Regions from separate parts of the Mus musculus genome. Here regions 2 and 3 are each linked to region 1. The links are chromatin contacts, found by Hi-C or POLR2A ChIA-PET in ENCODE. All regions are on one chromosome and are shown on one strand. The core of a region is the stretch at or near the end of the contact, and the rest is flanking DNA. Distances in the headings are between cores, read along the strand shown.

Evidence for each region. Hi-C counts contacts between places; a loop is a spot of excess contacts on that map. ChIA-PET counts read pairs that join two places held with the same protein, here RNA polymerase II (POLR2A).
Region 2: a map of heart shows a loop between it and region 1 (4-fold over the local background). The contact joins the promoter of Tnfrsf21 here to the enhancer-like site in region 1. A Hi-C loop is called at or near these places in 12 of 37 maps with a recorded cell type or tissue (gastrocnemius, heart and left cerebral cortex). POLR2A ChIA-PET finds 5 or more read pairs at or near these places in 3 of 5 experiments (Patski and embryonic stem cell).
Region 3: a loop to region 1 is called in a map of left cerebral cortex, with 2.9 times the contacts of the local background. The contact joins two enhancer-like sites. A Hi-C loop is called at or near these places in 2 of 37 maps with a recorded cell type or tissue (gastrocnemius and left cerebral cortex). POLR2A ChIA-PET finds 5 or more read pairs at or near these places in 4 of 5 experiments (Patski and embryonic stem cell).

Annotation. Positions count from the first base shown.
Region 1 is chr17:43,075,230-43,079,523 of GRCm38, reverse strand. The region is part of intron 4 of Tnfrsf21 (tumor necrosis factor receptor superfamily, member 21); the gene reads right to left. Among named protein-coding and RNA genes, the nearest start is that of Gm34627, 40 kb to the left of the region's middle. Within about 2 kb of position 1,757, at least 2 of the 3 ENCODE cell types and tissues checked have a DNase peak (open chromatin) inside an H3K27ac peak, as active enhancers do; they include gastrocnemius and heart, where a contact is called at or near this core.
Region 2 is chr17:43,014,627-43,018,920 of GRCm38, reverse strand. It overlaps Tnfrsf21 (tumor necrosis factor receptor superfamily, member 21), which reads right to left and starts at 2,366. Exons shown (of 6, transcript NM_178589.3): 1 at 1,829-2,366. The coding sequence starts at 1,924.
Region 3 is chr17:43,034,565-43,038,858 of GRCm38, reverse strand. It overlaps Tnfrsf21 (tumor necrosis factor receptor superfamily, member 21), which reads right to left. Exons shown (of 6, transcript NM_178589.3): 2 at 613-1,264. Among named protein-coding and RNA genes, the nearest start is that of Tnfrsf21, 20 kb to the right of the region's middle. Within about 2 kb of position 2,594, at least 1 of the 3 ENCODE cell types and tissues checked has a DNase peak (open chromatin) inside an H3K27ac peak, as active enhancers do; it is gastrocnemius, where a contact is called at or near this core.

The DNA of each region.
Region 1 (4,294 bases), core at 508-3,007:
AGTATAAATGACAAGCGGGTGGGGGTTGTGATAGTATCTCAAGCTTGTTTCCCTCACCTTCCCAGCGCAAATAATGAATATGAAATTACATTTCAGACCATCTGCAGGTCCGTGGAGGAATTTCAGCTTGAGCCTTATCTTTCTTGCCAGGTCAGTATTTTGTAATACCTGACTCTATCGAATCTACTTGTCCTTATGTTAGAGAGCAAAAATTCAGATGATAAAGTAATAAAGAAGTGAAATCTGGGGCTGGAGAGATGGCTCAGCGGGTGAAGAGCCCTTGCTGCTCGTGCAGAGGACCTGAGTGCAACTCCAGCACCCACACAGTGGCATCCAACCCTCTGCTACTCCAGTTTCTGGCGATTCCATACTTTATCCTGACCTCCACAGGAACCAGGCATGCTTCTTGCAATACACATACTCAAGTGCAGACAAAACATGCATTTTCAATTTTTTTTTTAATTTTAAAAAGGAATTTAAGTCTATGTGCTCGCAGGATTTCAGATAAGTCAGATCATAAAATTTTTATCTGAATCTATTTCATTCCCAAGTTCACAGACTGAAGAATGCCCGATACAATGATCCCTTAACAATATCACAATATAATAAAAAAGATGATGTATTTGAAAGAGGGGAAGAAAGGGTATATGGGAAAGTTTGGAGGAAGGAAAAGAAGGGGGTAAATATAATGGTGAAATATCTTAATCTCAAAAAAAAAAAAAACCAAAAAACAAAAGAAATAACAACAACAAAAAAACCCACACTGCCTTCATTAAAAGGAAAGTAGGGTTCCTTTAAATCTTAAATGAGAGGAGACAATAATTTTAAAAAATATTTATATTACTTATTTGCGGTGTGTGTGTGTGTGTGTGTGTGTGTGTGTGTGTGTGTGTGTTCAGAGGAATATCAGATCCCTTGAAGCTGAAGTTACAGGCAGTTGTAAGCTGCCGGATGTTGGTAACAGGACTCAGATTCAGGTTGTCTGCTAAAGCAATAAGCTCCCTGCACCACGGCACCATCTCTCCAGCCCTGACACTAACTTTGAAATTATCCTTCTGAAGTGTGAATTCTTGTTGTACCCAACTCAGAACAAGGAGTCCTACCTAAAATAAATCAAATTTACCGAACAATTTTGTTTTTCGAAACAGGGTTTCTCTGTTTAGCCCTGGCTGGCTGTCCTGAAACTCGCTCTGTAGACCAGGCTGACCTCGAACTCAGAGATCCTTTGCCTTTGCCTGCTGAGTGCTGGGGTTAGAGGAGAGCATGAGCCACCTTCACAGCTATCACCCCCACTTCTACCCCTACCCCACCCCCAGGATTTGTTTTTCCAAATAATAAGTACATAGATGGAAATGTCACGATGTTGATTCCCAAACCTTTCAGGAAATACTGGTCAGTTATTCCATATTTGGAGTCACAGACATGCGTTATTGTATTGGAAATAGCCACATATACAGAGATAAGGCAAGTATGTTGAAATAAAATGAATTCTTAACAAGCTGTTTCTTTTCTTCTTTCCTCTCCACCAACCTGGCCCAGACCTCAGGTGACATGCAAAGAGGTGTGTTTATTGCATAAGGAAGGAACTGTGCTCACAACACTTCCAGTCTAAATCACCAATTAGCAGGCAGACAGCACAGGTCCTCTACTGTCTAACTCTCCCTAGGGTCACTGAAGGTCATGGGATGGAAGTAGGAGGAGGAACAGAAGCCAAGACGGACCTCCCTGGGAACTCCCTGGCCAAGCCGCAGAAGAAACATAGATGAGTGAACAGAGAATCTGGGAGCCAAGGCAAAGCCCAGCGTGAACTTCTCCATCACAGAGAGAAACTCAATGCTAACCTGGCTAGCCCATGCCTGAAGCCACTGGGAAATTATCTGAAGAGTGACTTCCTCCCACCCTGATTAGTTGAGGCCCAGACAACCAGATAGGATTTTACTACAACTGAAGTCTTTCTGAAGACTCTGCGTAAGTTAACCACAGATTAATTAGCCATGATAGATCGCATCTTAAAACCCCTAATTCCAAATCAAGGTAGTTACTGTGATGTTGCCTCTCTGCGGCATCCATGAGTTCTGACCATTCATTCCTGAGAATTAGTTTCAAAAAAACGGGAGCCCAAAGATTAGCTATGTCCAAGTGTGAACCGTCAATCTTTGTCTCAAGCAAAAGAACTCTTCCTTTCCCCGGAGCTCAGATGGAAAAGCTGCGGGAAGCCACAAGACGTGCTTCAAAAGCAGCCAAAGCTGGTAAGAACCAGCTGGCTCCGGAGGGCGGGCGGGAGTGCCCCGCCCAGCTGCTGGGGCGGCTGTCTGCAAGCTGTCCAGGCTGCTGACAGCAGTAGTACTGCCTTTGCATCCGGGAGCTGACTCATGGGGTGAGCTTTCTCATAAATAAATAAATAAATAAATAAATAAATAAATAAATAAATAAATAAATAAATAAAAGGGAGTGAGGAAGAGAGTAAGCGGGCTTTCTTGGTTGCGAATGGGAACCCACTCACATCTTAGAAGATTGTAGCCAAGCTCAGTCAGGATCCTGGGAGATCATGCTGTTTAGAAACCGGGATTCCCCTTAGTGCAGCCTAGACAGTTTTAACCAGGAAAACACGTTGCATAAACTTTTAAAAATTTTTGCCCGAGGACCCGAAGAATGGAAAGCAATTTCACAATAAATAATGCCTTGATGTAAAAAGACTCAAGTTAGTCTTTGTTAGTAAGTTTTTGTTTTGCTTTGCTTTGTTTCTTGAGACAGCAGCACCTCTCTAACACAACCCTTGCTGTGCTAAACCACACACACACACACACACACACACACACACACACACACACACACATATACCGGGCTGGTCCTGAATTCACAGAGCTCTGCCTGCCTCTGCTTCCTGAGTGCTGGGATTAAAGGTACCATGTTTGGCTCAAGGAAAAATTTTTTTAAAGATTTCTCCTTATATTTTATTGTTTAAAACATATCACACCTAGTGTGTGTGTGCGTGTGTGTGTGTGTGTGGGGGGGGGGGTGGAGGTCAGAGGTCAGTTAGGTGAAGGTGGATCTCTTCTTCCTCCGTGTAGGGATAGAACACAGATTTGACATCAGGTGTCTTTACCCACTGAGGCACCTCAGAGGCCCTCAATTAGGTTTTTTGAGCCTGACAGATTTGATTAAATTAGTATTGCTGAATAAATTCAACGAATTGGTGCTGTTATAACCTCAACACACCTGGCTTCCACCCTAATGGTCCCCCTCTCAGACTTCAAGGTTTCAGCCCCTCAGGTTCTGATCCCACAGAGGTTATCCAGTGTGTGAGCAATTTCCCGTGCACTGTTCCTCACGTCTCTGTGTACACAGTACCACTAGGCAGGGACAAACAGTCTCCACCCACGCCGCTCATTCTCGATAAGTCCTCTGATAAGTGTGGAGACACTTACCTGCTCTGGCATCCCTGTGGCTTCTACTCTTGGGATAGCAAATACCATAGGCAGCGAGTATGCCTGCCAGAGTATACAGTTTGCATCTCTCTGGATATATGTAAGGGTGTAGAAGGGAAACATTTCTGAAAGCAGAAGAAGGCACGAAGCTGTGCCCTTTCCTGTCTGACAGTCTGAGGCTAAAGATCTGCCTATGTTACAAGTCCTCAATTTCCTGTCCAGTACCAACTGACTCTTTTTCTTACTTTCTACAAATTATTTTCTTTGAGGAAATTACTCCTGTGCTGTAGACAGTCTCCCCCAGCTGTGTTTATCTGCTTAGGTTAGAACATCATACACTGTACACATTTCAAAAGACTATGTATAGCCTCTCATGGGTGTGTGTGTGTGTGTGTGTGTGTGTGTGTGGCAGATCTCACTGAAGTTTATGTCAAGTGACCCAGGATTAGACTTTAGAAAGACTTGTGTGCATCTCCCATAGTCTTTGCCTTTTTCAAGAGTACCCTGCCAAAAGTGGAATTATAAATATACAAAATCACACACCTGCCCCATGTTTTGGCAATGATTTACGTTAATGATAGGCGAGTCCACCCTTCATGACTCCGACTGGAGCTAAGTGGCTGTTTCCCTGGTGACAAGTTTTAATAGGAAAATCAAAAGCAATGTTGGTCTGTCGTTCAAGGAAAATGTTGAAATTAAAACAGCTGCACAATACCTGCAGACAGGTCGTGATTTCCTCATGAGCTAGTAGTGACCGGTTTGTGACATGAGGTCATGACAGACCAGGGTACAGTCTAGAAACACAGGACGGAGAAACCCGGCCAAGCGGAAACTGTCAGATTATCCCCATGTGTGTTTGGGCTTCG
Region 2 (4,294 bases), core at 1,117-3,616, 61 kb after region 1:
TTACGACTATACATTGAGCACTAACTTTAGATTGGATTTGAGTGGACTGATCTATAAGTATTGTATAAGGATTGTATCTGTGTGGAGCAGGGACACACGGCAGTATATGCTCATCACGGAAGCAGGTCTAAGACCTTTGGAGGGAACTCAGCAAGGGACCTAACTCAGGTCATTAGGATCAGTGCTTCCTTGAACTCGTTCAATCTAAGACTGTCAATTCAAGTCCACGGTCCCAAAGACTCTCTGATTATTTACTATCCACACTTGTTTAAAGGGCTTGGACTTTGCCATTGTTATAAAAAGACAGAAAAGCGTCTCTCAAGGGACACTGAGATTTACCTCATAAATGCTAAGAACAACAAACTTTCTTTAGCCCTCTCTCTCTCTCTCTCTCTCTCTCTCTCTCTCTCTCTCTCTCTCTCTCTCCCTAAACACACACACACACACACACACACACACACACACACACACACACACACACACACACACACAGAAAGAGAGTCAGCCAGAGAGAGAGACAGAGAGAGACAGAGAGAACCAGAATGTCTGTAGAATGAATTCCCAGGCCATAGCAACTGTCATGCCTTGGGATGGAAGCAGTAGATCTTGGCTGGCCAGGCAGTAAGCCCTTTAGAGGAAGGAGACAAGAGGCCTGCCTTCCCTTACACAGCCCAACCATGAAAACAAGCTCTTTTTTGTTTTTGTTTAGTTTTTAGCTAACAACCTTCATCCTCCCTGCAGGGATGAAAGACATGATTGGTTTATAGCATCTCAAGGGTTTGAATTCAAATTTTCTTCCACCTAATTCCCCACTTGGCCCCAATATTGGAAATAAAGGGCCAGCTGGGGGTAAGTTTTGGATAAGGGATGATGTCAGGTTTTGATCAGATAAAGTGATGGAGGATTGCAATCCGGGCACGCCCCAGATTTGGGTGCTGAGAGAGCCTGCATCATCTTGCTTGGTGACATGTCTAAACACAGAAAGGGAGAAATAAGAAAAGGATGGGGAAAATTAATCGTCCTTTATGTAGCTCTTTCCCCTCCCCCTCGACTGAGAGCCACAGCGCCGGTTGGCTCCAAGCCTGTGCTTTAGAGGCGCCTGGGTCTCTGGGTCCTTCTTCTCCTCCTCCCCCTCCCACCCCACCCCCACCACCCACCCGGGCTCCTTCTTCTTCTTCTTCTTTTGGCTTGCAGAAATCAGGACCCATCTGAACTAAGAGGGAGGAGAGAAGCAAGGAAGCTGAAGCAAGGGGTGGCCTGCGCCCTACTCCGGAAAGCTTCGCGCGCGGAAGCATGCAGCGGTTGCTCGCGTCCGGAGCGCACCGATCCGGCTGTCTCCACTGCGGTAGCATCCGGACATGACATTGCAGTAGCGACAAAGGAGCGGCCACAACCGGCAGCTGGCTACTGACAGGACTACTCGGGCCTCGCACCGCGCCGAGGGTCTGGCAGCGAATGATATTGGGGTGAGGCTGGGTGTTGGGGTGCGAGATAGGCCGAGTCGGGGGCAAAAACCCAAAAATGCGCAGGACCTCGAGGCGGACACCTCTCGCGCCTCCTTCAAGCAGCCAGATTGCAAGAAAAATAATTCTTTAACACTCACTAGCCTTAGCTCACCACACACACACACACACACACACACACACACACACACACACACACGATCTAGTAGGAGTCCTCCTCGGTCTGGCTATTGCCTTGTAACCAACCCTTCCAACCCGTCTGGTCCCACCGCGCGCCTCCGGCACTACGGGCCCGAGGACCCGCCCGGCTCCCGGACACAGGCTCGAACGTAGCCGCCACCCTAGGGTCCCCTCCTATCGCTCACCAGGAGAAGAGAGCCGGCGACCATCGTGGCTCCGACTTGGCCGGCGGTGCGGCTGCAAGAGGCGAGGGCGGTGATGCTGCTTGCCCGGGTCCCCATGGCCGAGCTCGGGGCTCGCAGCGGCGCCCGGGGCGCTCGGCCCCACGGCAGCTGGAATTGGTGGCTGTTTCTGCCCAGCGCCGCATCCACCGCCGCCTCACGGGCGGTGAGCCCATCTACCTCCAGCAGCCCATGTGCACTGCAGCAGCCAGGCACCCAGGCGGAAGAGGGAGGCAGCAGGGGAGGCTCCGAAAGGCGCTCAGCACCTGCCCAGGGGCGCTGGCGCCCGGGCGGTGAGAAGCAGGCGCGCTCGCAACCCGCGCCTCCCGGTGCTCTCCAACGACAGCGGCTGCGGAGAACCAGAGAGCAGGGCTAGCCGCGACAGTGCTAAAGAGCGACTTCCCATAGCGAAGCTTCCAGCCACTATCAAGCACTCGCCTCCTCCGCTGCCTAGACCGGCCGGCGAGGGACTGAGTCGGATGGCCACTCAGCTCGGGGACACACGTGGTGGCGCCGAAGGGGCGGAGAACGACCCTTTGTGATGTCACCCGGGAGGAGGCCGGGCTCTTTGTGCAGATGGAAAGAACTCAAGGCGCTCCAGAAACCGAGGGGAAGGAGAGGGTGCCCCTTGGCGTTAGCTGGAGGAATTGCGTTTGCTTGTTAACCTGCACACACCCCTCACCCCGACTTAACTTTAAAAAAAAAAAATGATTCCAAGTAGATTGTATGTAAAACAGAGACTATTTTCTTTTCCTAACATAAATATTAACAACAGCCAATATAACTTGCGCATAATGGCGCAGGCCTGTATTTTCATTGCCAGGAAAGCTGAGGAAGGAGAATTTGAAGTTGGAGGGAAATTCTGAGCTACACAGAAAACTCCTATCTCATGCATGCATGCATGCATGCATGCATGAATGAATGAATGAATGAATGAATGACCTGAGCATAACGGTGCCATTAAGCACTCTGTATAATGAGAATATGAACTTCTCCAATTCCAGGCCAGCCAAAATTGGAGTTCTACACAAGCCTGGCTTACAGAGCAAAATCCAGTCTCAGAAATCAATCAATCAATCAATCAATCAATCAATCAATTAAAGGAGCTAGAAAAAAAGCAAAAACCATGGAGCTTACATCAATTGCCAGACACAAAGAGACGTGTGTGTTGGTTCCCAAACTGCTGTGTTTTGAGGTCTGCTGTGTTCTCACAGTGGAGCAAAAGGAAAAAGCAAGTGTAGTCTCGGCATTTATGTGTGGCTCCCCTGCTTCCTGACTGCAGACCCGGTTTAACCAGCTGCCTCCTCTCCTCTCCTCTCCTCTCCTCTCCTCTCCTCTCCTCTCCTCTCCTCTCCTCTCCTCTCCTCTCCTCTCCTCTCCTCTCCTGCAATAACTGTATCCCTGAAACTGTTAGCCAGAAGAAACCTCCCCGTCTCTCAGTATTGTTGGCTATTTGTTCTCAGCAGTGAGGAACCTGGACAGAAACAACACTAAGCATCCCTGACAGGGAGTTGCCATGGTAGGAGCCCTATTTCCTTCCTTGCCAGTTACTACATGGAGAGTTGGTTCTTTTTCTCGGCATTCTTTGGAAGAATGAGATGTATTTAAAAATTAATATGAGGATTAATCCTACTCTCATCTTTCAAACATCTGCCAGTTAAAGAAATAAAACATATATTTAAAAAAGCTTGACCATAAACCCTGAAGGGGAATGCTGTAATATTAAGTTTCCAGTAAAAAATTTTTTTAAATTCTGAAAAATACTATCCTTAAATACAGAATTTTGTGAAAGGGGGTGATATTTCAACTTGAAATTCTCAAACTCTCTCCGAGGCTTCCAAAAGTGAAGGGGGATTACTATGTCTTCATGTATAATAGGGCCAATTAATTCTTCAAAACTTCAAATTATTGGCCACCACAATCAAAGGTCTTTCTGTTTAAAAGGGGGTGGGGGTGGGAAGTGAGATATTAAAGAAAAGGGGTCAGCTGACACCTTGCAGACAAATATGAGTTACTTGAGGTAATGTATGATTTGATCTTCCAAGCTGGGAGACTTTAATTTGGGTAAGTGTGGTTCTGACCTGCTCGTTCTCTTTGTTCTTCCTATTGTTTTCATGTTCCATAAGGTCCTTATGGGGCACTAATCATCAGAATTCAATTTTTCACGGGCCTTTGGGTTTGAGTTTGGTTTGGTTGGCTGGCTGCTTTTGGGTTGGGTCTTGCTGTGTAGCTCAGGTTAGCCTCCAGGGGATGGTTATCCTCCTTCATCACCACCTGAGTTACAGCCATGCAATCTCGATGCCTCTTGATACAATATATTCAGTTCATCTTGCTTACTGCTAACTAAGTAAAAACCCCTTAGTATTCTTCATCACAAACAAAAAACAAACAAAACAAAACAAAACAAAAGTGTCTATTGAATCTAGTTAG
Region 3 (4,294 bases), core at 1,345-3,844, 42 kb after region 1:
GAATGTGACAGACGTGGATAAAGGCCATGAACTCAAGCTGAATAAAAAAAAAAAAAAAAAAAAATTGTCATTTTTTTCCAGATTCGAGGGCTGGCTACCTTTACTCAGATTTAAACTTTTCTTTTTTTGTCCTACCTTGGAGTCAACATTCCTCCCTTCCTTCCAGACATAATGACAAGCTCTCCCTTGCTGTCTCTTCTTCTGGCTCCATCTACACACGATTAGCTCCATTTTACATAACTTTTTTTAATCTGAAAGGAACCTTAAACAACTAAAATCACTCAACTCACTCATTCAGGCCCAGCACTGAGTCGGTTAAGTGATTTACATAAGGTCACACACTGTCCTTATTTCTCGAAGTTCTTTATTTGCCAGTTTGATGTAACCTACTTTCTAGATATCTGTTGTCTCCTAATAGAAACCCTCTGAGTTGCAATATTTCTATTAAGTCCAAAGAAGCCAAATTTAATTAGCCACACAAAAAATGAAGGTTCCCTCCTCCAAGGGATGATTTTTTAGATTTAGCAAAGTGAAGAGAACATCTTTGGTTAGCAGCTCACTCTACTGGGCTCAAAGCCTTCCTCAAGCAAGCAATTCGTGGGGTTGAGTTACCTTGGGGCTCATAGGTGGAGGAAGGGACATCGTGGGATTCCATATGCTCAGGGTGAGAAAAGGTAACTGTGCCAGAGGAAGGTGGGTTTGTGCTGGAGAAGAACAGGCGCATGCCACAGACGTTGTCTGTCTCCTTGGTCCCTGGCTTGACCACCTCCAGGTTCTGACCCAGACAGTCCGTGTGAGCTTTACACTTCATCACACTGGAAGGCACGTCAGAGAAGGTACCCCGAGCGCACTGCTTACAGCGCACATCTTCATTCTCTGTCCCTTTCTTCCGCACACCCCAGCCCACGGGGCACACTGTATGGGGAGCGCAGGTACCATTAGACTGATACATTCCAGGTGGGCAGATGCACTCTCGGTCAGTCAAGGCAGCACAAGGTAATCTCTCAATCATCGGCCATGGACATGGCTGACTACAGTCATGGCATCTCTCTATGCCGTTCTCGTGCCTGGTAAAGGTCCCCGCGGGGCAGCTGCTGCAGACTCGCAGGCTCATGTTGGTACAGTGCTCGGAGACGTACGTTCCTGCTGGGCACTTGTCGCAGGTTAGCACCTGGCCAGTGGTACGGTCAACATGGCGGTAGGTGCCAGGGAGACTCAGAGTCTTTTGTTCTGGTTGAGCTGTGATGGTGCTGAGGAATCCAAGCTGAAAGAAATAAGAGAGGTGTCAGATAGAGGAGCAGAGGCGAACAGAGCAACAGCAACAGCAACAGCAATAACAGGTCATCACCACTGTTCAAGATCTGGCGGGTACCACACCAACTTGACATCAGAAAGAGGGAGGTGTGTGCCAAAGTTGTCATTTCTATAGCACCTGCATACCTGATGATAAACTTTTGTTTTGTTTTGTTTTGTTTTGTTTTGTTTTAACAAACAGCCATACTTTTGACAGTCCTGTTATGTGCATTAAACAATGGAGCTGGTGCTTTTAGATTCAAACGCAGTTTGTCCAGTCTCTGAAGGCCACAACCGATAGACACAATCCCTGCAGGCATCCATTGAGAAATCTACCCATTGAGCTTGGGTCCAGCAAGAATAACTCAGTGTTCATGTTCTAAAATAAAAACTTCACCCAGCAGGTCAGAGTTTCACCAACTTCCAGATTAAAAACTTGGAGGACCCGTTGGGTGTGGTAGCATATGCCTTTAATCCCAGCACTTGGGAGGCAGAAGCAGGCGGATCTCTGAGTTTGGAGCTAGTCTGGTCTACCAATTGAGTTCTAAGATAGCCAGGGCTACATGGAGACACCCTGTCTGGACAAACCACACACACACACACACACACACACACACACACACACACACACACACACACACCTGGGGGTATCCCAAGTTCCAAGTCCTGAGATGCTGTGAAAGAGAAGCAGGGAGCAAAAGACTAGAGTGACTGCTTCCCTGGGGCTGTCAAAATGAAGGCCCTGATAGTCTTTGCCATCCTCAGTGAGATGGAGAAATTTGTATGAAAATCATGGCTGCCCCAAGCTACCAGCTACCGAACAAATTCCTTCTAGATTTACAGATTTACAGCTACATCGGTAACTGAAAGAACAAAGCAAAAGAAAAAGAAAAAAAACTGCTTGCAAGGTGATCAAGAGTCTGTCTTCTTAGCATCTCGAAACTTGACCCCAGTCTATTCTTTTCCCAACCCCACAGTTATGTGGGGCCAGGGTACTTCCCCGCCTCTCACCGGTTCTTGAGGTTTCCTCCTTAGAGTTTACGATATACTTAGTTTTCTTCCTTCTGAGTCTGAAAGTAGGGGCAGAGGTGGTTGGCGATGGATAGTGGTTGGTTTTCTTGTTGGGAAATTTAATTTCATATTGGAAATTGAGAAAGAGAAGATCCTGCTACTTGGTGGTAAGTCTCCTCTCTCAGCGTTTGGCTTGGCCCTTCCTTTTCCTGCTCCCTCTACTTGCACAACCAGCCCAGACACCCTATCCGGAGTTCAGCAGATGCCCAGGGTGGAGGAAACCATCTGTCCAATGGAGCCCGAGTACAAGATTAGTGCCCCACCCCCACTGTAGACTCAAAAGTGTGCACCCTGGGGAGATACACAAAGCTCTAGGAAATGGAGCCTCAACCCCAGCCTTCCCCACCCAGGGCTCCTGATCCAGGGAGCCACCCTGAGTGTGCACATTGCTGACAACACCCACCAGACTAGACAAGGGTCCAGACTTTTGTTCTAAGACAGGGATGGTAGGTTCTTTCCTGATGTCTGACTTGTTGGGGTCACTTAGCTGTGTTCAAACCCCACCCAGCAACTGCACATTCCCTACACTCTATACCATGCTTGCTCCATTTGGGATTCTTGATTTCGTGGGGGTAAAATTATTTTGAAGATATTTTGTTTTGAGATAGAGTCTTATTTTATAACCCAGGCTGGCCTCGTGGAAATCCTGACTCAGACTCTCCAGTTGCTGCTGGGATTACAGGTATGAGCCACGGAGCTGGGCTAGTTTGCACAACCATGCCTGGCTCCTTTATCAGTTTTTAAGGGACTATAATGCTGACCTATAAAATTACCTCATCTATCTCCTGCAAACAGAATAAAGGAGAGTGTGAATTAACTGTGTTTAGCGAAGTGGATGGAGGAAGAAACCAGTGGGACAAGAAGCAAGCGCTGAACTGGACAAAAATCACAGGGCTGCCTCTTGCCAAGGAGCAATGGGAGGTAGGCTCCAAGCCCCCTCACTTCTGTCTCAAACAGAGCAGCTCTGCTTTGCAAAGCCTAATCAGAGGGAAGGCCTGTTGAGAGCAGAGCTTATTACTCAAACAAGACTACAGGGTCCTCTAAAGTCTCTCCCAATTCCAGAGTCAATAGCTAATCCCACTGTGCTATTTAAAGAAGAAGAAGGAAAAACTGTATCTAAACAAGAGTTTCCCCTTCCAAGTTGTGGAAGTACTTGCCGGTACTAGGGAGACTCAGACAAGAGGATCACAGGATCCAGACCAGTCTGAGCTACATAAAGAAACTTTGTCCCAAAACAAAACAATATCCCCTTGTGATGGCGCAAGTTTGTAAACCCAACACTTGAGAAGCTGAGGTAGGAGGATCAGGAGTTCAAGGCTATCTTTGGCTACACGTCAAGTTTGAGAGTCACTTGAGCTACCTGAGAACATGCCTCTACATACATACATACATACATACATAGTTCACACACATATACGCACGCACGCACGCACATCCACACATGCACATATGTGCACCTCACACATTAGCTCTTCCCTCTAACCCCATGGATCTGGGCAGAAATAGACCAAATGGAAGACAATATTTAAAGATGGCCCCTGCACAATATAAAAAGATTATAGTGAAAGCTAACCCTAGAGGAGAAGACAAACAAATGGGAAAGGGGAGACAAGGTCATGGATAGTGAGAGTCAAGAAAACCGAGGCTGGGTCCTTCCAATTAAGACCCTTGATTCCTCTCCCAACCCCCACCATGTGTATAGACATGGCTAAGACAGGTCAGAGAGATCTAACATAGTTTCCGGCTTTTGAGTATAAAACTGAAATTGCCCGGGAAGAGTGTGTATCAAGTGGATACATCAGTCTACCTGTAATTCCATCACAGAGGTGTCAGCGGATCCCTAGAAGAAACAGGCTAGAGAGATGACACATATCACTGAGCTCTGGGTTTGGCTTAAGCACCTGCCTCGCCAAATAGGAAGGAAGAGCAA